Linked DNA regions of Homo sapiens: regions 1, 2, 4, 5, 6 and 7 are each linked to region 3. The links are chromatin contacts, found by Hi-C or POLR2A ChIA-PET in ENCODE. All regions are on one chromosome and are shown on one strand. Each heading gives the region's core, a stretch centred on a gene start or an enhancer-like site at or near the end of the contact. The rest is flanking DNA. Distances are from core to core; before and after follow the strand shown. Region 1 holds the start of JAK2 (Janus kinase 2). Region 2 overlaps SMARCA2 (SWI/SNF related BAF chromatin remodeling complex subunit ATPase 2). Region 3 holds the start of RFX3 (regulatory factor X3). Region 4 holds the start of PDCD1LG2 (programmed cell death 1 ligand 2). Region 5 holds the start of CD274 (CD274 molecule). Region 6 overlaps SMARCA2 (SWI/SNF related BAF chromatin remodeling complex subunit ATPase 2). Region 7 holds the start of AK3 (adenylate kinase 3).

What was found. Hi-C counts contacts between places; a loop is a spot of excess contacts on that map. ChIA-PET counts read pairs that join two places held with the same protein, here RNA polymerase II (POLR2A). Pooled maps may share reads with other maps.
Region 1: a loop to region 3 is called in a map of CD8-positive, alpha-beta T cell, with 15 times the contacts of the local background. The contact joins the promoter of JAK2 here to the promoter of RFX3 in region 3. A Hi-C loop is called at or near these places in 8 of 168 maps with a recorded cell type or tissue (CD4-positive, alpha-beta T cell, CD4-positive, alpha-beta memory T cell, CD8-positive, alpha-beta T cell and 3 more), 6 of 37 single-sample maps with no recorded cell type and 24 of 50 pooled maps. POLR2A ChIA-PET finds 5 or more read pairs at or near these places in 4 of 52 experiments (CD4-positive, alpha-beta T cell, CD4-positive, alpha-beta memory T cell, naive thymus-derived CD4-positive, alpha-beta T cell and 1 more).
Region 2: a map of ascending aorta shows a loop between it and region 3 (5-fold over the local background). The contact joins the enhancer-like site here to the promoter of RFX3 in region 3. A Hi-C loop is called at or near these places in 1 of 168 maps with a recorded cell type or tissue (ascending aorta) and 7 of 50 pooled maps.
Region 4: a loop to region 3 is called in a pooled map, with 2.4 times the contacts of the local background. The contact joins the promoter of PDCD1LG2 here to the promoter of RFX3 in region 3. A Hi-C loop is called at or near these places in 4 of 50 pooled maps.
Region 5: a loop to region 3 is called in a map of ascending aorta, with 6 times the contacts of the local background. The contact joins the promoter of CD274 here to the promoter of RFX3 in region 3. A Hi-C loop is called at or near these places in 4 of 168 maps with a recorded cell type or tissue (CD4-positive, alpha-beta memory T cell, CD8-positive, alpha-beta T cell, ascending aorta and 1 more), 7 of 37 single-sample maps with no recorded cell type and 13 of 50 pooled maps. POLR2A ChIA-PET finds 5 or more read pairs at or near these places in 2 of 52 experiments (CD4-positive, alpha-beta T cell and activated CD8-positive, alpha-beta T cell).
Region 6: a loop to region 3 is called in a pooled map, with 3 times the contacts of the local background. The contact joins the enhancer-like site here to the promoter of RFX3 in region 3. A Hi-C loop is called at or near these places in 1 of 168 maps with a recorded cell type or tissue (transverse colon), 1 of 37 single-sample maps with no recorded cell type and 2 of 50 pooled maps.
Region 7: a loop to region 3 is called in a map of CD8-positive, alpha-beta T cell, with 13 times the contacts of the local background. The contact joins the promoter of AK3 here to the promoter of RFX3 in region 3. A Hi-C loop is called at or near these places in 7 of 168 maps with a recorded cell type or tissue (CD4-positive, alpha-beta memory T cell, CD8-positive, alpha-beta T cell, ascending aorta and 3 more), 3 of 37 single-sample maps with no recorded cell type and 20 of 50 pooled maps. POLR2A ChIA-PET finds 5 or more read pairs at or near these places in 13 of 52 experiments (A673, CD4-positive, alpha-beta T cell, CD4-positive, alpha-beta memory T cell and 10 more).

The regions. Positions count from the first base shown.
Region 1 is chr9:4,983,950-4,986,649 of GRCh38, reverse strand. It overlaps JAK2 (Janus kinase 2), which reads right to left and starts at 1,378. Exons shown (of 25, transcript NM_004972.4): 1 at 1,020-1,378; 2 at 628-710. RefSeq lists enhancers at 576-625, 1,426-1,565, 1,494-2,327 and silencers at 956-1,285, 1,676-1,755, 1,796-1,845.
Region 2 is chr9:2,124,656-2,127,355 of GRCh38, reverse strand. All of the region lies in intron 27 of SMARCA2 (SWI/SNF related BAF chromatin remodeling complex subunit ATPase 2), which reads right to left. Among named protein-coding and RNA genes, the nearest start is that of SMARCA2, 110 kb to the right of the region's middle. Within about 2 kb of position 1,320, at least 15 of the 41 ENCODE cell types and tissues checked have a DNase peak (open chromatin) inside an H3K27ac peak, as active enhancers do; they include ascending aorta, where a contact is called at or near this core.
Region 3 is chr9:3,524,599-3,527,298 of GRCh38, reverse strand. It overlaps RFX3 (regulatory factor X3), which reads left to right and starts at 1,298. Exons shown (of 17, transcript NM_001282116.2): 1 at 1,298-1,552. LOC124902110 (a long non-coding RNA gene) reads right to left here and starts at 814. Exons shown (of 8, transcript XR_007061398.1): 1 at 522-814. RefSeq lists enhancers at 354-653, 914-963, 1,541-2,157 and silencers at 1,144-1,333, 1,764-1,853.
Region 4 is chr9:5,509,196-5,511,895 of GRCh38, reverse strand. It overlaps PDCD1LG2 (programmed cell death 1 ligand 2), which reads right to left and starts at 1,365. Exons shown (of 7, transcript NM_025239.4): 1 at 1,093-1,365. All of the region lies in intron 2 of INCR1 (interferon stimulated noncoding RNA 1), which reads left to right. RefSeq lists enhancers at 1,267-1,316, 1,477-1,536, 1,597-1,676, 1,618-2,700.
Region 5 is chr9:5,449,292-5,451,991 of GRCh38, reverse strand. CD274 (CD274 molecule) reads right to left here and starts at 1,450. Exons shown (of 7, transcript NM_014143.4): 1 at 1,396-1,450. RefSeq lists enhancers at 1,174-1,333, 1,624-1,673.
Region 6 is chr9:2,041,935-2,044,634 of GRCh38, reverse strand. All of the region lies in intron 4 of SMARCA2 (SWI/SNF related BAF chromatin remodeling complex subunit ATPase 2), which reads right to left. Among named protein-coding and RNA genes, the nearest start is that of SMARCA2, 28 kb to the right of the region's middle. RefSeq lists an enhancer at 1,056-1,285. Within about 2 kb of position 1,259, at least 2 of the 41 ENCODE cell types and tissues checked have a DNase peak (open chromatin) inside an H3K27ac peak, as active enhancers do.
Region 7 is chr9:4,739,952-4,742,451 of GRCh38, reverse strand. AK3 (adenylate kinase 3) reads left to right here and starts at 1,250. Exons shown (of 5, transcript NM_016282.4): 1 at 1,250-1,515. The coding sequence starts at 1,365. RefSeq lists silencers at 861-1,350, 1,581-1,720.

The DNA.
Region 1 (2,700 bases), core at 129-2,628, 1.5 Mb before region 3:
GATACAAAATCTTTATTTGCAGTAGCCCAACAACTCACTGTACAAACTTATTATGAAACCAAAAGCAATCATTTCCCTTATTCCCACTTCCAGTTTCCTTCTCCATACTCAGCCGCTCCTACCCTTTCATTCAGAGAAATGGAGTTTCTCCTAACAGATTAGTAATTACTGGAAAACAAACTGGGTAAATTCAACCGACACAGCAAGCTTAGGCAGATAAAACCATGAGGAAACATTCAATGTGGTAGCAGAAACCCCAGCAAGAATAGCTAACGTGTTCTCCCAAAAGCTATCTCTTATTGCTTGGAAATACTCCTCTTTAAAGGATTAAGAATCTCTGGCTGCTTAAGAAGAAAGGGTAATGGACAACGTTTTTCGTTTCTCTGCAAAGTCACGTTATGTGTAAAGCCAACAAAAAAATGTTTCTTAAAGGATCCAAGACGAACAACAAAACACCCCAAAATTACTCTCCCAGATCAACATTAAAAGTTTAGCACTGACATTTTCAGAAGAGTAAGCAACAATGAGCCCTGCCTCTCTTCACACGCTTCCAACCTTCCCTACGCACGCACTCCCAGCTCCAGACACCTTCGCCTTTACTGCAGCGATAAAGGACAGCACACCCACCGTCGCGGGAGGAGGAGGAAGAGCCTCTTTTTCTGCAGAAGAGAAACAGTTCACATCTTGTTCCTGTTGCCTGCTTCTGAAACCTAAAAACAGAAGCAGCAGTTAACTACTACCACATAAATCCAGGGGAAACAAATGCTTTTTCTAGGCTGTTTAAGTGTCTAGAAAATTTTAAAAAGGAATAAGGAGGCGGGAGCGAGGGAATTATAAGACACAAATGGAAGCAAATATCACCAGCAAGACTCGTTCTAGGTGTCGTCTTAAAGAGGAAGATTTTTCTGGCTCAGAAGTTTGCTGCCACTAGCAGGGGGCAGGCGGGACCAAAAGGTAGGAAGGGGGTGGAGAGACAGCTGCTGCCCCCCACCCAGAAGCCAGGCAGAGATAACACCCACCGGCTACACAGATCGGGCGACCAGAGCGCGCCCTCGAGCCCGCAGGGGCGGCTCCTACCCGGCGGGTCAAGGTCTGCGAAGCCCCGGGACGGGCACGGCTCTGAACGACCTCCAGGCTGGGCCCTCGGGGGCCCTCCAGTGTGGGCTCAGCTCCCACTCACATCCCTCGGCAGCGAGGACCAGGCCTCTCCCTGCGCCGCAGCAGCCCTCAGCCCCGACGCGCGCCGCAAGCCCGGGCCGAGGGGCCCGACCGGCCGAGAAGCCGAAGTGGCGACGCGAACACCCAAGCGAGCCGGGCGCCGGCCCAGCCTGTCAGCGCCGAGGGAGGCCGTTAGCGGCGTCCGCTGCTGCCCCCTTCTGCTCCTCTTCCTCTCTCCTTCCTGCAGCCCCACACCACTCCCACTTCGGGCAGCCGGGAAGCCCGTCACAGTTGTCTCCACCCTCTCCGGGGCCACACCGTCTTCTCAACGCCGCGGGCGACACTGGCTTCGCCGCCCTGCTAGCTTCGAACTCAGCCTCCCGGTTGGCCTGCAGTCTCCCCGAATGGCAGGAGACCGGGCCGGATAGAGGCTGGGGGAGAGCCGGACGCGCGTCCTGCAGTGCGCGTGCGCCGCTCGGTGCTGGTCGCGGGACCGGCAGGCGCGGGCCACGCAGGGCAGCTGCCTCTCGGGAAGCCGGCGAGCGCGCGTGGAGATTCCTGGGACGGCCCCTGGGCGTGAGCGCGCAAGGAAGTTAAGGCGGCGGCGCCTCGCGAAACGCTGGTGCCCGGCTGGAGCTAGGCGCCAGCGCTGGGCCCGGCCCTCACTAGATGGGCGGGTGTGTGTGTGGCCGCCGCCCTCCAGGGAAGCGGCCGGGAGTGACTCACCCTGGCTGGCTCCCCAGCGCGCAGCCTGCACTGGAGGAGGCCGGGCTGCCTCCGCGCGGAGACTCCCCTCCCGCACACTTCTCCGCTTTCGGCTTTTCCTTCCACCTCCCGGGTACAGCAGACCCGTCCTTCCCCAGTCCAGGCTGCTAGGCCGAGGGGAAGTGGCGCCGGGGGCCGGGGACAACGCGCTCACACACGCTGTTTCGTGGCAATGCGCCCTCGAGAGCCTGACTCCCATCAGCCACCTTGGCTGGAAAGGGGTGAGGGTGGGATGAAGCGCCCAGCCGCCTGCGGGTTGGCAACAAGGCCTAGCGAATGTTTCTCCTAGAGGAGAAACAACTTTACCGGCGTGGCCTGGTGTAGCCCGGGAGAGGGTGGAGACAACGGCTGTGACGGGCTTCCCGGCTGCCAAAGGGCCTCATTCATTCATTCAAATATTTACTGAGTGTCTACTAGGTGCCGGGCTGTAGGTCCCCAGAGATACCAGGTGAACACGACCCCACACACTCCTTGCCCTACTGGATTGTATTCTGATGGAAGCGACAAAACAACAAACAACGCTTTAAATGCATAATGTGCGGGGTGTGTAATTGCCACTAAGAAAATGCATAGTTTTCTGCTGCCATATACATAATAACAAAGAAAAGGAGTAGAAAGTGAGGAGGGGGTGTGCTATTTTACGGTGGCCAGGAACGATTTCCTAGAATAAGTGACATTTGAGCAGAGATCTGAAGGATGAGAATGAACCAGTCCCATGACTATCTGGGAAAAGAATTTCAGGCAGAGGGACTCCTGAAGGCAAAGACCTTGAGAAGG
Region 2 (2,700 bases), core at 71-2,570, 1.4 Mb after region 3:
ACATCTATCTATACCCTTATCTGTCAATCCAGTGCTACTTTAATTTGGCAACTGATGGGCACTTAGTATTTGTACACAGAAGTCCTAAATTCTAACAAGATACAGAGCCAGCTTATCAACTAGTCAGGAAAGCAGGCAGGTTGGCAACTACCGAGAATACTAGGAAACTGTGACTGAAGGACAAGCAAAGAAATGTTAAGAGGACAATTAAAAGTGCAATTAATATTTATCTGTGAAGGTGCCACAGAGTGGGTAGCAACTGAATTGGGCCTTGAAGGAGGAGGAAAGTTCAAGAGAAAGAGGAAGGTAGAAAAGTTCAATCCAGACTGAACATGAGTTTGCAAACATTTTATCCATGGGGCTGTGATACTAAAGACAGAAAAAAATATTGTTCTCTTCACCCCAGGGAAAAGAATCAAGGCCTCTGAGGAGAAGCTACAAGGAAAGAAGATTCTATTCAAAGGGAGGAAGAACTATTAATCAGAGCTGACCACGAACTGGAGGGGCTACACAGACAAAAAGGTAGTTTTTCCTTCTAGGGGTGGCCAGCCTCCTGGCACAGAGATTGCAGAGAATGTGATTTAAGCAAGGGATGGGAAGCTGTTCCATTCAACTGCCTTGCAGCTCTGCGATGCTATGCATCTTGGATGTCTCTGCCAAGCAGGCTTTGTACAACATTGCCAGGAAAAAGAAGAATTATTTTAGCCCTGTTACAGCATTTCTTACACGACGGTCCTTGCCAAACTCCCTTTCAAGGCCATGTTGGCTGGGTTCATGCAATGTGTTAAATCATAAGCCAGTAGAGAACATCTCTTCACATCCAGGCCCATGAGAACCCCTTCAATATCATTTCATCATCAAAAAAGCTTAACAGGCTGATATTAAATAGGATTGCTGCTGGTGAACACCAAAGACAGGAAGCATCTACTTTGAATGCTTAGGCCATGGGGCATGTTGCATCCATTGCATGTCCTGATTAATAACAAGTTGCCAGTTTCATACCAAATACGGGCATGCAGTTTTCAAAAGATTAGATTACAAAAAGATACGTTACAATAAAGCTGTTTTGAGAACAGTTTCGTCCTTCTTGGATGACTTAGTATGTTGCATGGCATTTCAGAATTACAATTATAAAAACCAATTTTCACAGTGCAGTTTTGTAAAACAAACTAATTTTCCATTTTTAAATGTGCATGTTGTAGATAAAAGGAAGTTTACTAGATGCGCTAAAAAGAGAAATGCTCTCCTAACACTGCTGATAAGTTAGTCACTTTCCCTTTCCTCTTAAGGCTGTACTTTCATTTTCACAAACATTCACTGAGTCTCTATGCTAGGCACTGTGCTACTCATCAGGGATAGAAACTGAATGAAAAAGAGAAAACAAAACAGATATCTTAAACTGGAAAACTTCCTGAGATTCATAATGTTGTTTTTCTTCAGGGCAATTCCCAATGATTATTTTTAAGAAGTTAAGTTCAGCTACATTCTTGCCCAATAAACAAGGTTATTTTGCTTTTAATGTCTGGAGAGTAAACATATCAAAGCTTAGCTTTAAAAATTTCGCCCAGCCAGGCACGGTGGCTCACGCCTGTAATCCCAGCACTTTGGGAGGCCAAGGCAGGTGGATCACCCGAGCTCAGGAGTTTGAGACCAGCCTGACCAACATGGTGAAACCCCGTCTCTACTAAAAATATAAAAATTAGCCGGGCATGGTGGTATGCGCCTGTAATCCCAGCTACTGGGGAGGCTGAAGCAGGAGAATCCCTTGAACCCGGTAGGCAGAGGTTGCACTGAGCTGAGACCACACCATTGCACTATAGCCTCAGTGACAGAGAGAGACTCTGTCTCAAAAAAAAAAAAAAAAAAGGTTGGCCCAGATTATTATTGTCCCGTCTGCTGTAATAATACTCCAGGTACTCAATTTATTGCTTAAATAAAATTTTCCCAAGCTCAGAAATATATATTAGCCAAAAAACTCTTCATATTACAGAATGAATCCTAATTACATAACTATAATCTCAATAGTGAAACAAAGAAAATTCACAGAATCATATTCTGAGGTCACTGGAATATTTGACTGGATACGACAAACTAATCACACAAATGTTCTATTTTATACACAACGGTTCAACCACAAATAATGAGCAGTGCTTTTCAGAATCACAGGCTCCCATCTTTTCAAAATTCAGGTCACGTCCCTCTCATCATACAACATCCTGAGTAAATCACATCTCAAGCGGTGACAAGACCTGTTTGCCTTTGGTATCTAATCTCAAAATTCTGCCCACTGCCTTTCTACCCATCTACCTACTTAAAACCTGGGTCCTAAAATCCATGTTTCACAAAGCTTGGGAACTGTACTCCCCTTGGATAAAACGAACAACTCCCCAAAGCTTTTGTTTTGCTTGGTTTTTACCCAACTACACTTACTATTTCCAGCATGCATTTACTGGCTGTGTCTGGAATGCACGTCCCAGGTTGCTGTGCCTTTCTAGGTACTAAGTCTACTCCCAAAAATGGGAAGTAGAGCTAACCCTTCGAATGGAACAGTCACCCGGGCCTCAGTGTTCACACACGCGACTCCTAAGAGCATTTTGATATTTCTGTGCTGCCCAAGGAACGTTCTGAGATTTCAGTCCTCAATCAAAATGAGAAATCACCATTTTCCAAAGGAAAAACAACATAAACAAACTCCCGAAT
Region 3 (2,700 bases), core at 49-2,548:
AGGGCCTGGGGGCATGTGCCTGCTGGACTCGAGTCTGCAGAGAATTGGAGGAGTCTGTTTGAACCATGAGGCATTACAGGCTGTGCCTTATCAACGGGTGTTTGAGATGGCAGGTTGTGTTAACAACATTCAACACAGACGGAAGCCATTCGTCTATCTCAATACAGCCACAAACAGCAAGACCCTCAGCTACAGTAGGCTGAGTAACGGGGGATGAGAGCACGGCAGGTAACAGGATCCGGGCTTGAGCTCAACTCCCAGTTCGGTCTTTAAAGAGGGGTGAGCACTTAAGGGCTGAAACTAACAGAACTAGAAACTAACAGGATGGTATCGCAGGCAGGTGTAAGCTACCCCGCCCCTCTACGCCTTCCGTCGAGGGGAACCGCCAAATGCGCTTTCTCAGCCTCCGGGCAGGGCAATTTCTTGCTCTCTACAGGCACTTACTCCCATCCCTTGTAGATAGGGAGTGATGACCTCGCTTTTTCGTTATGGAGTGAGGGCCGGACACGCTTGGACCTCACCTCTCCGCGCCACGCTGCGGCGGCACCGCGGGAGGCCGACTCGCGCCCACGCACACCCCACGCTCGCCTTCTCTAAGATGGCGGCAGAGGCAGCTCGCTCACGCCCCGCCGCCCGCGCTCCTCCACAAGTCGTGCCCTCAGGAGGCGGGAGCGGGTGAGAGCGCGGAAAGCAGGAGGGCGAGAGTGACGCGGACCCTCCAGTCTAGCGCAGGCCGCGGAGCCCTGAAGCGTCCAGGAAAAGGAAAAGCCAGGAGGCTGACGCTACCAGGAACACCGCCGGCGCCTCAGAAACTAAAAAGCGGCGGCACATCCGGGCCCCTCTGCCCGCCCCGCCCCGGAAGTAACGTATCGGGCAGGGCGGGGGCCGCTCTTCAAAGTGGATTCTTCCCTCGCCATAGCTCGTTTCTTCACAAAGTGCCTGGAATCACCCTCGCCACCCCCTCCCCCGGGTTAGCCGTTACTCTCTCGTGGCTCCGGGACGTCTCTGTACAAAGCTGGCTGCTGGGACAGGCAGCCCTCGTTTCACAGATAGTACCCCTCGCACCACGACTCCTGGGCCTCGCCAGCGCGTGTAGTAACGTCCCTCCGAGAGGACTCTTGGTGACCTCAGCCCCAGCCAAGCATAGGCGCACCTCTTCGGAGTCCTGCGGTGGAATCCCGGCCTCGTGCCCCGTCACCCCGCCGCCCCGCCACCCCACCCGGGTTTGGGGGCCGTCAGTCACAGCGCTGCGCCCTCCCCTTCCGGCGGCTTGGCCGGGCCCGCCTCCTCCCCTCTTCCCTCCCCCACCCCTCCCCGTGCGAGTGTCTCCCTCTCCCTCTCGCTCTCTCTCTCTCTCCCTCTCTCTCTCTCTTTTGTGAGTTATAGCAACCGTTGCCTTGTGAATCAAGCGCCATAGTCACCGTAGTCCTGGCGACTGTTACCCATCAACAACAACTACTCCTCTCCTCCTCCTCCTCCTCTTCCTCCTCCTCCTCCCCACCACCACCATCTCCATCACCCACCAACAACACCACAATAATCCACAGCCAAGGTGAATATTCTTCGGTCTCTACATGTGTGTGGGAGCGTGTGGCTGCGTGTGAACGCGTGTGTCCGTGCGTGTGTGTGTTCGTGTGTGCGAGCCGAGTGTGGCTGTGCTGGGGTCTCACTCCTGACACGGGGGCTGCCGCTGCGGCGCCGCCGCCGAGGGGCTCTGTTCCCCGGGCTTGTTTACAATGGACCCTGCGCGCCGCGGCTGGGTCGGGGGTGTGGGCGCCGCGCCGCCCGCCGGCCCCGGCCCTGCGCCGGCCGCACTTCAGGGATGGAGCGGGAGCTTGGGGGGCTGCGAGCCGAGCGGGAGAGGGAGCCACAGTTTTCCGATGCGGATGCTGGATCTTTCCCTTAGGTCTGGTCTGAGGAGGAGGGTCAGGTGAAGAGATAAGAATTTGTTCTTTCTTTAATTTTCTTCTTTTCCAACGCTGCTGTTTCCTGCTTCTTTCAAAGCCGAAATAGACAACAGTGTGCAAGGGGGGGACCCAAGAGGTGGTGTTTTGTTGTTGTTGTTGTTCACTTGTGGGGCCTTGTTATGGGTTTTGTTATTTTTAATCCTCATACGTTGGTGAACTTTTCCCACCGCCCATTCCCTTCATTTTTGCCCCTCTTTGCCTGGTGCTGAATGGGCTGCTCTTCTTTCACCATCATCAGCTTCATGGTTTTCTTTTTTCTTTTTAAAACTGTATTTTCTTTGTGCGGCAAACAGTCTTAACATCCATTCAGCACTCTTCCCTCCCCCTCTTTCTCCCCCCCCCCACACACCCCTTGCACACATATTGAAACCTGGGGCCTGTTCGTTGGGCCCTCTTTGCTGTACTGGGAAAGATGTTTTTCTTTTTTAAAGTCTGTCTCCTCTCTCTTCTTTGGTGTGTGTGTGTGTGTGTGTGTGTGTGTGTGTGTGTGTGTGTGTGTGTGTGCTTGTGATTTAAACCGGATGCAGGGCATCTGTGATACTTGGGTTAGTAGTTATTGACAGTGCTTTATCCTTCATGTGGAGGTGGGAGGGGGAGTAGTGAGGTTCCGTTTCACTTTGATGATCCTCCTTCCCCGCAGTAGAGTGTTAACAATTTTCATTGTGATTATGAGACTTTGTGATGAACAGGGAAGGGACACAAGGAAGCTTTGTGAGAACTCAGTTCACAGTGT
Region 4 (2,700 bases), core at 116-2,615, 2.0 Mb before region 3:
GAGAACCTTAAAGGTGTGCTTCTTGCCTGTGAGGAGCTCCAGTTCAATGGAAAAGCTCACCAACAGGAGAAATCTGGGGAGAAGACACCCTGAAGCAGCAGACAACAAAGAGCCTGATGATGGGGAGACCTCAAATAATGAAGGCAAATAGATCAGGTTCCAGTGGCAAGAGCAGCAGGACCAGGATTGTTCATCCACTCACAGAATCTTAGGCTTGGAAAGGAGCTTGGAGGACATCCAGGCCAACTCCGTATTTGACCCTGATACAACTGTCTCATTACTGCTCACACTGAATATTTTTACTCTGCATTTTGTCAATTTAGGTCTCTCATTCCCTGCCCCTCAGAGCCATAGTATTTTTGGGTTAAAAGTCCTGATTAGTTGGTAATCTCACTCAGGCTTAGCCTCTCCACCTCCATCCCCTCCACATGAACCCATTGCCTTTGCTCTTCTACTCAGTGCATCCAGGCGGTGAGCAATCAATAGCAATTATTTCAGTTCTGTTTAATTTTTCTACCTTTTCGCTGATCATTTTATATGGAAAGAATAAGCCTTTCCATAGTCCCCAAATCATGCTTTTGTTCAATAATGATTACCTCTATAAGTTATTAAGATAATAGTTTTGGGTTTTTTGTTTTTGTTCCCCCTCCACCAACAGCTGCCTCTTAGGCATAGCTTGTAAACAAAGGCCAGCCTGGAGGGATCACCGTCTGCTAAATGGATAATCACAAACAGATGTCAGTCATAGGAAAACAGATTTTTAAGTTCTTCACCATTAAGCCTCCGAAAACTCTAAGCTGAGAGACAATCTTAAGAATAGTTATATTATTTTACAGTGCACATATTTGGTGCAGAAAATATCTCACCTTATAAAACTGAGCAACAAGAACAATATGCATAGGAACAAGTGAGAGAAATCTGGGGCAGGAGGACATTAGCTTATTTGTGCCCCTCAGCACAATTTCTGAGGCAGAATGTCTCTTGCCTCAAATGGTGTGGAGAGAAGGTAGGCCACCCTTCCCCCACCCTGGCAGCCTCATCATGGTCCACAACATAATAGTATGAGAGTATCTCAACCCACTCGTTACTCACATGAGGACTTGCCACAGCTCCACAAGTAAAGATGCAAAAGTAAACAACAAAAAACAGTTGCTGTTTGTGTTAGATTTCCTTATAGTAGCCACCAAAATGAACAGCCAAAAGGAAAAACAAAACAATCAACATGCAGTAGCTCCAACCCAGGATTCTTTCTAGCTGGGACATATGAGGATGGGTAACAAAAAAGCACTCAAAATTTGGCGTTAAGATATATTCAAGAGAAGAAAAGTTGTTCATTCAGCTTAAGGTTTGCCGTAACATGAGAGTGAGTCAAACCAGAACTAGTTCTGAGGAACTGACGAAAGCCTGGCTTATTTGGAAAGTTTTGGTTTTGCTTTTAGCAGTTTGTCTGTGAATGGGATTGCATTCCTGATTTGGCTCTTGGCTTAGCTATGGTTGGTGTTTAGGAATACTAGTGATTTTTGTATGTTCATGTGGGATCCTGAAACTTTCTGAAGTTTATCAGCTTAAGGAGCTTTTGGGCTGAGACTGTGGGATTTTCTAGATATAAAATTATGTCATCTGCAAACATGGGTAGTTTGACTTCCTCTCTTCCTTCTTGGATGCCTTTTCTTTCTTTCTCTTGCCTGATTGCTCTGGCCAGGACTTCCAATAGTATGGTGAATAGGAGTGGTGAGAGAAGGCAGCCTTGTCTTGTGCCGGTTTTCAAGGGGCATCCTTCCAGCTTTTGCCTATTCAGTGTGATGTTGGCTGTGGGTTCATCATAGATGGCTCTTATTATTTTGAGGTATGTTCCTTCAATACCTGGTTTGTTGAGAGTCTTTTTTTTAACATACCTTGAGAGTTTTTAATACCCTTTTATTCCCTCTCTTTCCCCTATTCTTATATGTGCTCCAGCTTCCCCATTGTCCCTGGAGCACATTTAGGAATAGGGGAAAGGGATGGAATGAAGAATACCAGCATGTCTTAGTGCTGTGCCAGGAAATTGACTCATTTCCTAGGGCTTCTGTAACACATGACCTCAAGTCCTTGGCATTCCCTGACTTATAGTTGTATCACTCCAATCTCTGCCTCCATCTTCAAATGACATTCTTTTCTGTGTGTATCTCTACATTCCTCTCCTCTTATGAGGATACCATCCGTTTGATTAGTGCCCACCCTAATGCAGTATGACCTCATTTAGACTACATCTGCGTAGACCCTACTTCCAAATATAGTCACATTCTGAGGTCCTCAGTAGACATGAATTTGGGGGGAACATTATTCAACTAACCTCACTTCATTTCATAGTGCCTCATTTCATTCTCAGTGCAATGTGTGGTTTAGAGTTAGACCCATTTTACACATGAGAAAACAGGACCAAGATCAAACAATGTTTCCTTAGTTGCATGGCTGAATTTGAACTCGGACCTCAGTGGCCCCACTATACCTTCAGGCTTGTGATTGGTGAGATTAAAACCACATGGCAAGAAAAGGCAAACTTGAATATAGGCCTGAATGATCAATCCTTCTCCTGCTGCCTCCCGCCCTTTTCCTTGTGCTTATAGGGGTAGGACCAGCAGAGATGTGGGGCTGAACACTCAGACAGAGGATGTTTTTAAGAAAACATCTCTCCTTGCCTGTCCTCTAAGCCTTCCCTGC
Region 5 (2,700 bases), core at 201-2,700, 1.9 Mb before region 3:
GTAGGAGCAAGAGGCCTGCATGGTGGCTCCCGCCAGTAATCCCAGGACTTCTGGAGCCTGAGGAGGGAGGATCGCCTGAGGCTAGGAGTTCGAGAACAGCCTGGGCAACATAACAAGAGCCCCATCTCTACAAAAACAAAAAAAAAATTCTTAAGTAGGATCAAAGATTAAGACAGTTGATTTATTAAACCTCTACTAAGTGACCAAACTTTATTAAACTCCATGAAACCCCATGCCCAACCTCCTTCTCAGTCACACTGAGACACTCTTGTACATTTTCCACATGGGGTTTCAATTCCCCACAGTATTTCTGTGACTTCCTTGAAGACCACACTCTAACTGCTGTCATGTGGCCTCTGCCTACCTACTTTTACTGAGAAAGGCTAAGTTTTTCTTCAGAGTATCATAGTTCTCCTTAAATACTGTTGACGACTGTCATTGTCAACTGATACATCCTTTCTGGAAAGCATTTTCAGTTTTCTTCAAAAGGCCTTTAAAATATTCAGGCTCTTTGACTAAGTAGTTACACTTCTAAGTTTACTTGAAGGAAACAATCAGCAATATTCCAGAGATATATATGCAATGAGTTCAGTGAATGGCTAAGACAGAACCACTGTAAATAACCTTTATACCCAACAGTGAGGAATTAATTTCATTTAGTTACCCAATCTAATCGAATGCAGCAATGAAAACATTTTTTAGAAGGTTATTTAATTCATAGAAAAGCATCCACAGTAAATTTTTTTCAAGTATTAAAAAAAGAGGTAGAACAATGGTACTTTTACTCCTTGTGTTATAAGACAAACCCAGACTGAACTTTGACATAGGCCAAGGTCAATGTGTCTAAGAAATGTTTTATTATACTATTTTTATTCTTAGGCTCCTCCATTCCTCTTTTAGGACTCCTTTGGGTTCTCAGAATGGACAGAGCAAATAAATTCCGTTCAGGGATCCTGGACCTGCTTAGCGCAGGAAGAGACTTACTTAGATGCTGCAGCTGGGATAACTTACACAAGTCATGTTACTAGCAAGCAGCTGGCGGTGGACTTGGACCCGTGTCCAGACCTCCAGCCTAGCATCAGAGCTATATTCTGAACACACAGTCGCATAAGAATGACTACCTATCCTATACTACCTATCTTATTTATTTTTAGAGGTATAAATTATTTTTAGAGCAAAACTGAATCGCGCCTGGAGGAAGGCCAGATGCATTGCCTGTTCTTATTAACCCCAACAGGTAATTGGCTCTACTGCCCCCTAGACCATCGCGTTCCCTTTCCCTTCTCCTCTCTCCATCCCAAAGAAAGGGTGTAGAGACCCTCCGTCCTAAAGTGCCCAGCGAGCTAGCCAGAGATACTGGGCCGTGGGCACCCGCGGAGGAACAACGCTCCCTACCTGCAGGCGGACAGAAGCGCGGCTGGTGCGGAGCCTCGGGAAGCTGCGCAGAACTGGGGCCGCGCGGGACGCGCCAGCTGCTCAGCGTTGCGCCAGGCCCGGAGGCGGGGTCCCGCCCACCTCTGCCCAAGGCAGCAAATCCAGTTTGCCGGGCGTTGGACTTTCCTGACCTTCGGTGAAATCGGCGGAAGCTTTCAGTTTAGGTATCTAGTGTTGGTGTCCTAGGAATAAAGCTGTGTATAGAAATGAAACAGAAAGTGAAACATGTCAGTCCAGTTTTCTTGTAAATGAGATTTTCACCGGGAAGAGTTTCGAAGATTAAAGCAAATCCACATTTAGTATGTTATTAATAAAAAAAGAAATTTACAACAAGCCAACATCTGAACGCACCTTGATTTTACCTTCAGAGGGGTAAGAGCTTAAGGTTACCCCTTAACCTTTATCAGAAAGGCGTCCCCCTTTCTGATAAAAGCCTCTTCAAGGTGACTGAACATCTTGACATAACTTGATATAACTCTACAACATATAAAAAGTCAGCAGCAGACCCATATGGCTTTGGTTTTTATTCTAGAAAGTAGGTGTGTGTGTGTGTGTATGGGTGTATAATAGGAAATATATTTTTAAATCGTGGATTCTGTGACTTCCTCAAAGTTCCTCGACATAATGAAACTTCATTTGCTTTGTCATTAAAAGAACTTCCCATCCCGAGCTACATCTTTTAAGAATGCTCAGGGTCCCTGATATTCTGCCACCCTAAGGATTAAGGCTGCGGAAGCCTATTCTAGGTGAGGGTTAAGAAAGCCCTTTTGAAAGCTTTGGGTTAGTGAATGGGCCCAAGATGACAGACGATGGTGTCATAATTTACTTAAGTATTATCCCGCGCTGAACTTCTAGGTGCTCTCTTTTCTCGAACTCCTTGACCTCAAGTGATCCGCCAAAGTGCTGATATTACAGGCTTGAGCCACCGTGCCTGTGTGCTCCCTTTTCTTTTTTTTCTCTTTTTCTAAATTGAGAAATTGGACTCTTCGTTGTTTGCCTTTCCTTCTTATTCATTTCAACTGCAGTTCAAAATACTGCATAATGAATGAATATTGAGATAGCCCTTGCATTGGTTATGACATTTGCTTCCAAAATAAGAATTTTCACATTCTGATTGTATCACAGATTTTTATTTTTATCTGGGAAATTATTGAGGCTGACACTGCCTTGATTTGGCAGGAGCATGGAGTTCTCTTTGGCCCCAATAAAATTGCAATAGGGTTTGGGCCCAGCTCAGATGTTCCTTCTTTCAAATCACTTTTGAGG
Region 6 (2,700 bases), core at 10-2,509, 1.5 Mb after region 3:
AGAATGGGGAGAGTAACAATAGCCACCTCATAGGGCAGCGGTGAAGATTCAGTGAGATAACAGTGTCTACCTGTTCAACCCTCGGCTTTTGTCGTTTTATTGCCAAGGACAGGGAGATAAAGAAGCCTAATTGACTCAGCTTTATAGAAAAACCACATGGCAAAAGAAAGGTCTTTCAGGAAATTCGGTACCATATTAGCTGGCAACTTTGGGAGTACTCTTTTTCTATAGCAATTTCTAAGTGTTTCAACAGTTTAACACAACTCCTCAGCACAGATACTCAGATGAGTCCGCCTGCCATGTGCTCCCTGGAGTCTGCTACCAGAGCTACTTAGAGCAAACTCCACTTCCTAGCTAAACACCACAAGTTCATTTACCGTGTGGGTCTATTTCCTCTTCCCTCCGACAGATTGTATAAAAATGACTACTTAACAGAGGCCGGGGAACTGAACACAGCTTGCTGCAATTAGCCTTGCCCAAAGTCTACCTACCCATTCATTAGGTTTTATGCCTGTCTGTCCCTCAGGCGGCTTACGGGTTCGTTTGCCTGGCTGGCTTTGCTCTCTATCGACAGAAATCGTCTCCTCTACACTAGACACCGGTGGCCTGCTACTTGACAAGACTTTTCCCTGGTATCTTCAAATGGAAGACAAATCACATTCTTTAGCTTATCTCCCACTCCCTCTCCAACGTAAACAATTTAGGCTTCATTGTCAGAGGTACAAAATGCCATCTGCTTTCCCTTCAGTCCTCATTTTAGGAGTCAAAGTAGAAACAAAGTAGAAACTCTGGCCCTCCAGAAGGGAGTCCCAGCGCAGCTAAGCGGGGAGGGGGCAGTCTTTATTGAATGCATCCCTAGGCGTGATTTGATGCAATAGGGTAACAATGTATTAAAATACCCAAGTCTCACAGGCACAGAACTTCAAAGCATTCAGTGCTCCCACTTAGTCTTCCGGCATACAGGACATTCATGCAAATAAAAGATCTATGCATTCAGTAAGAATTTAAGGGGTTTCCACAGGTTGGAAAAAACAAACGCAATAAAACATTTAAATTGAGCATATAAAATTTCAGATATCAAAAAAAACACTTTATTTTCTACCATAAGGTCTCTCCCTCACCCCTCAAAAACCCCAAATTTTTTCAGTTCCCATTTTTCTTTTTGTTTGAATCTCTGAAAGGAAAAGTGAATCAAAATGAAAAGAAAAATGATGGGTTAGATTTGAGCGGTGCCCACAGCAGGCAAGGGCACATTCCATCGTAAGAGTGGCTGACATTTTGTAGGGGAAACCACTGCAGAGTTATGTGTTCCATGGGCAATGCCTCGACTCCAATCATAATTCTTTGGTGGTGGCTGGGATGATGTCACTTTTGGTGAATTATAAGTTTGGAGCAGCTTTGAGGCAGGCCAACCCAGCCAAAAAGATTCTCTTCACACATGAATAACACCAGGAAATGGAACAGAAGCAAAATGGGAACACAACTACCTCTACGTAAGTGAATAATATCCTGAAATATTAGCAGGGGTGTTTAAAAGTAATTTATTTTATAAAAAGGAGATAAACAATAAATAGACTAATATGAACTTTAACAAGAAAATCATGCCTTATTTTATCTTTTCTAAAAGCCAATCTAAAAAAAAAATTATTTTTGGCAAGTAAAGTTATCTGTTTCTCTAATGAAACCTGAGATGTGGGGACAAGTTCAGCAATGCTGTCAAATGGCAGTGCCCTCTCAGTGACAGAAATGGGCTCATTCTATTTGAAGGAGATATCTTCTTTCCTCCTTCATTCACGTCTCCTTTCCACTCTTCCATAAAACCCTACCTGCCCAAATATTGTCATTTCTAATGAAGCTCCGACTATTGAAAATTTAAAAAGACATGAGCAGTGAGTAATAAAGTGAATTCCCTTTAATGACAGGCACCTGATGACGAAAGATGTAGGTACCGGAGCCAGGTTAAAAAAAAAAAAAAAATAGAGCCCTCTCCTGAAAATGATCCAGAAAAGGCACTCAGGATTGGGTTGATTAGGACATGAAGCATTTATTGTGTACAGGTATCCAGATAAATGGAACTTCATCCTTTAAATTTTACTACTGTGTTCAGTTACATTATTTTAACCTTGGATGAAAAAGGTTTCTCAAACAAATCATTCTGCTTCCTACATTCTTAACTGATATCTTCGAATCTTTTATTACTGAGTCTAGCTCGTTCTTAAAAATACCAATGCTTGGTGATGTCTGTGACAAGATGATATCCCAGGACCAACTGTGAGGTATAGCAGATCATACCCAGAACACATCATCCCAGACTACTACCTTTTGGGAGTTCAAGTTCTGATCCCTCCTCTCCATCAGCCTTTCATGTAGCTGGTAGTTACCAGCTGGCCTCTACTTGAAATTCTCCTAGTTAATACTCTTCACATACTGAGACATGGGATATAAAGATTACCAATTTTGTTGATATTGTGTCTCAGAGTAAGAGGGAAAAGGATCTAAGTAAGGTGTGCAGATACTGTCTCTTTACACACAGAAGTACAATGCTTGCATCTTGGTACACAGACTTTGTGATAGGTTTTTTTCCTTGTCATGAGCCTTTTTGCCATGAAGGAGCCAGTATGGGAAAGTGGTTAAGAACATGAGATCTTAAGTCAAATTCCTGGGGTCTGAATCCCGACTCTCCATCATTAGTTGTGTGAC
Region 7 (2,500 bases), core at 1-2,500, 1.2 Mb before region 3:
ATCAGTTCTGGACCTCTGAGGAGAATGGTAACTGTGTTTTATTTTCAGAGAGCCTTCTTTCTGCCTTAGCATAGTGTCCGGGACAAAGCAATGATGATAAATGGACAACCATTATTGAACATTGACCCCGTAGCTGGCATTGCACTAAGTACTACATTATTTTAACTCCTCCATTCTACTCCTCTATGCCCATTTTACAGGCAAAATGATACTCACTCGAACGTTTTTGTCCTCTGTTTCCATTCTTGAAACATGCCAAACCTCCAGTTTTAGGGCCTTTTCCTAAAACTGGACATAGGAAGGGCCCATGTCTCTCTCTTCCATATTCTAATTAAGCACTCAGCACACATGCCATCTCTTCAAAGCTTTTCCGACCGCCTATCTACAACAGCCTGCCTCCACAGTTTCACACACTCTTTTACGTTATTTATAAAAGAGTCTCACTCAATGGAAGCTGGATTTCCTCTCCTGTAAAATGAGGTAGGCCCTCTCGGCTCAAGGTCACTCCCTGTGATTCTACACAGAGAGGGAGTGGGAAGAGAGGGCGCTCGGCAGCAGAGGAGGAGGAGGAAGGAGGGAAGGGCGAAGGCGGGAGTGGGTGCAGAAGCGGGGGGTCTGGCGGTCCAGGGGGGTAGAAGGGAGGGGCGGATTCGAGTGGGCGCCAGGTGGAGGTGGGGCCAGGGTTGTCAAGGGAGCACGAAAGGGGTCGCGGTGTGTCCGGCAAGGACTGGGTAGGGCAGCGCCTGCTATGGACTAGGGGCGAGGGCTACGAAAGGGTTGTTGGAGGGGTGGATGCGGGTGGATCCCGAAACCAAGCGGCTCCGAGGGGCGACTAGAGGTGGGGAGGGGGCGCGCAGGAGTTGCCAAGGTCGGACAGAGGGGAGCGCGGTCTATCCGGCTGGGAATGGGCCGGACAGGGCGCGGGGTTCCGGGGTCGCGGAGAGGCGCGGAGGTAGATCTGAGCCGAGTGGAGGGCGCGTGGGGGTGGGTGCAGAGGGGCGCCGAAGGGATCCGGGCCCAGCGGCCGGTGGAGAGGGGCCGCGGAGAGGCGCAGGTGGGAGCTGGGCGGCCGAGCGAGCGCAGAGGGGGCGCGGCTTGCGCGGCTTGCGCGGCTGGGCGGGAACAGGCGCTCGGTCGGGGGCGGGGGGTGCGCCGGGGTAGCCGAGAGGCGGACGCAACAGCGGGGTCCCGCGCTGTCTGGGCGGCCCCAGGGGCTGTCGGCTCACTTCCGGGAACGCCGGGGAACCGCAGTAGCCGCCTGCTAGTGGCGCTGCTAGCCGGCCGGCGCAGGCTGCCGAGCGGGTGAGCGCGCAGGCCAGGCCAAAGCCCTGGTACCCGCGCGGTGCGGGCCTCAGTCTGCGGCCATGGGGGCGTCCGCGCGGCTGCTGCGAGCGGTGATCATGGGGGCCCCGGGCTCGGGCAAGGGCACCGTGTCGTCGCGCATCACTACACACTTCGAGCTGAAGCACCTCTCCAGCGGGGACCTGCTCCGGGACAACATGCTGCGGGGCACAGGTGGGAGCTCTGGGCCCAGGGCCGGCCGTGCGCTGTCACCCGGGTCGGACTTCGCGGGCGAGGGGCCGAAGCTGGGCACGCGGGTCCCTGGCTGCGGGCGCGGCATTTCCCTCCCGCCGCCCGGGACAGAGACCTCGGGCTGCTGAGCGACTGCGCCCCAAAACCTCCGGCCTCCGTGGGCCGCTTCGGGCGGGTTATGGGGTGGCGGTGGGGGAAGGGACTGGAAAGTTAGGTCGAGCTCGAAGTTCAGAGATGAAAGGAAACCACCGGGCTTTGTTTCAGAGGCCCAAGTCCTCCCAGTGGCAGCCACTCTTGGGGGTCCATCGAGCTGAGCCGCAGCTTGTTCAACGTGCTGGTGCCTTTGGAAGACTGTCATTAGCCCTGCTAGAGTCTGCTCGTTCTGTTTTGTTTTCTTTGTTTCTTTCTTTTCTCTTTCTTTTTTGGTGTGGTTAAGCTCTATGAGATCTTGTAGTTCTGACCTTTCCCCCATATTCCCAAGGCCAAGTATTATTTACCCTTGTTGCAGTCATAAAATTATCTCATTTTGATATCCTTAGATTTCGTAGACACGAAGGCTATTCTTGTGCATGGTTCTATAAAATATTTTGTTTCTCATGCCAAATAAATTCTTACAGCTCGGCACGAAAGGCAGTTAACAATCTACACTATACAATGGGTGAATTTGTGGTATGTAAATTCTCTCTTAAGAGGGTTGTTTTTGAAAAGCCAATCGCAGGAGTTTTTTTCTCAAAAAATGTTGACCTTACTTTTCAAAATAGAACCCGTTTTGAAACTCATTTTGAAACCCATTTACATAGAAATAATGCTTCCACAAGGCCTTTTTCTTTTGTTTTCCTTCTTTTTTTTTTTTTTTTTGTAAGGATAGCAAACAGGATAGACGTGCATAGCATAAAAAACAACGCCCTCTTTCGTTCCCTACCTCAGTCCCATTCTTCGGAGGGGAACAGAGTTTTCCTTCTAGAAA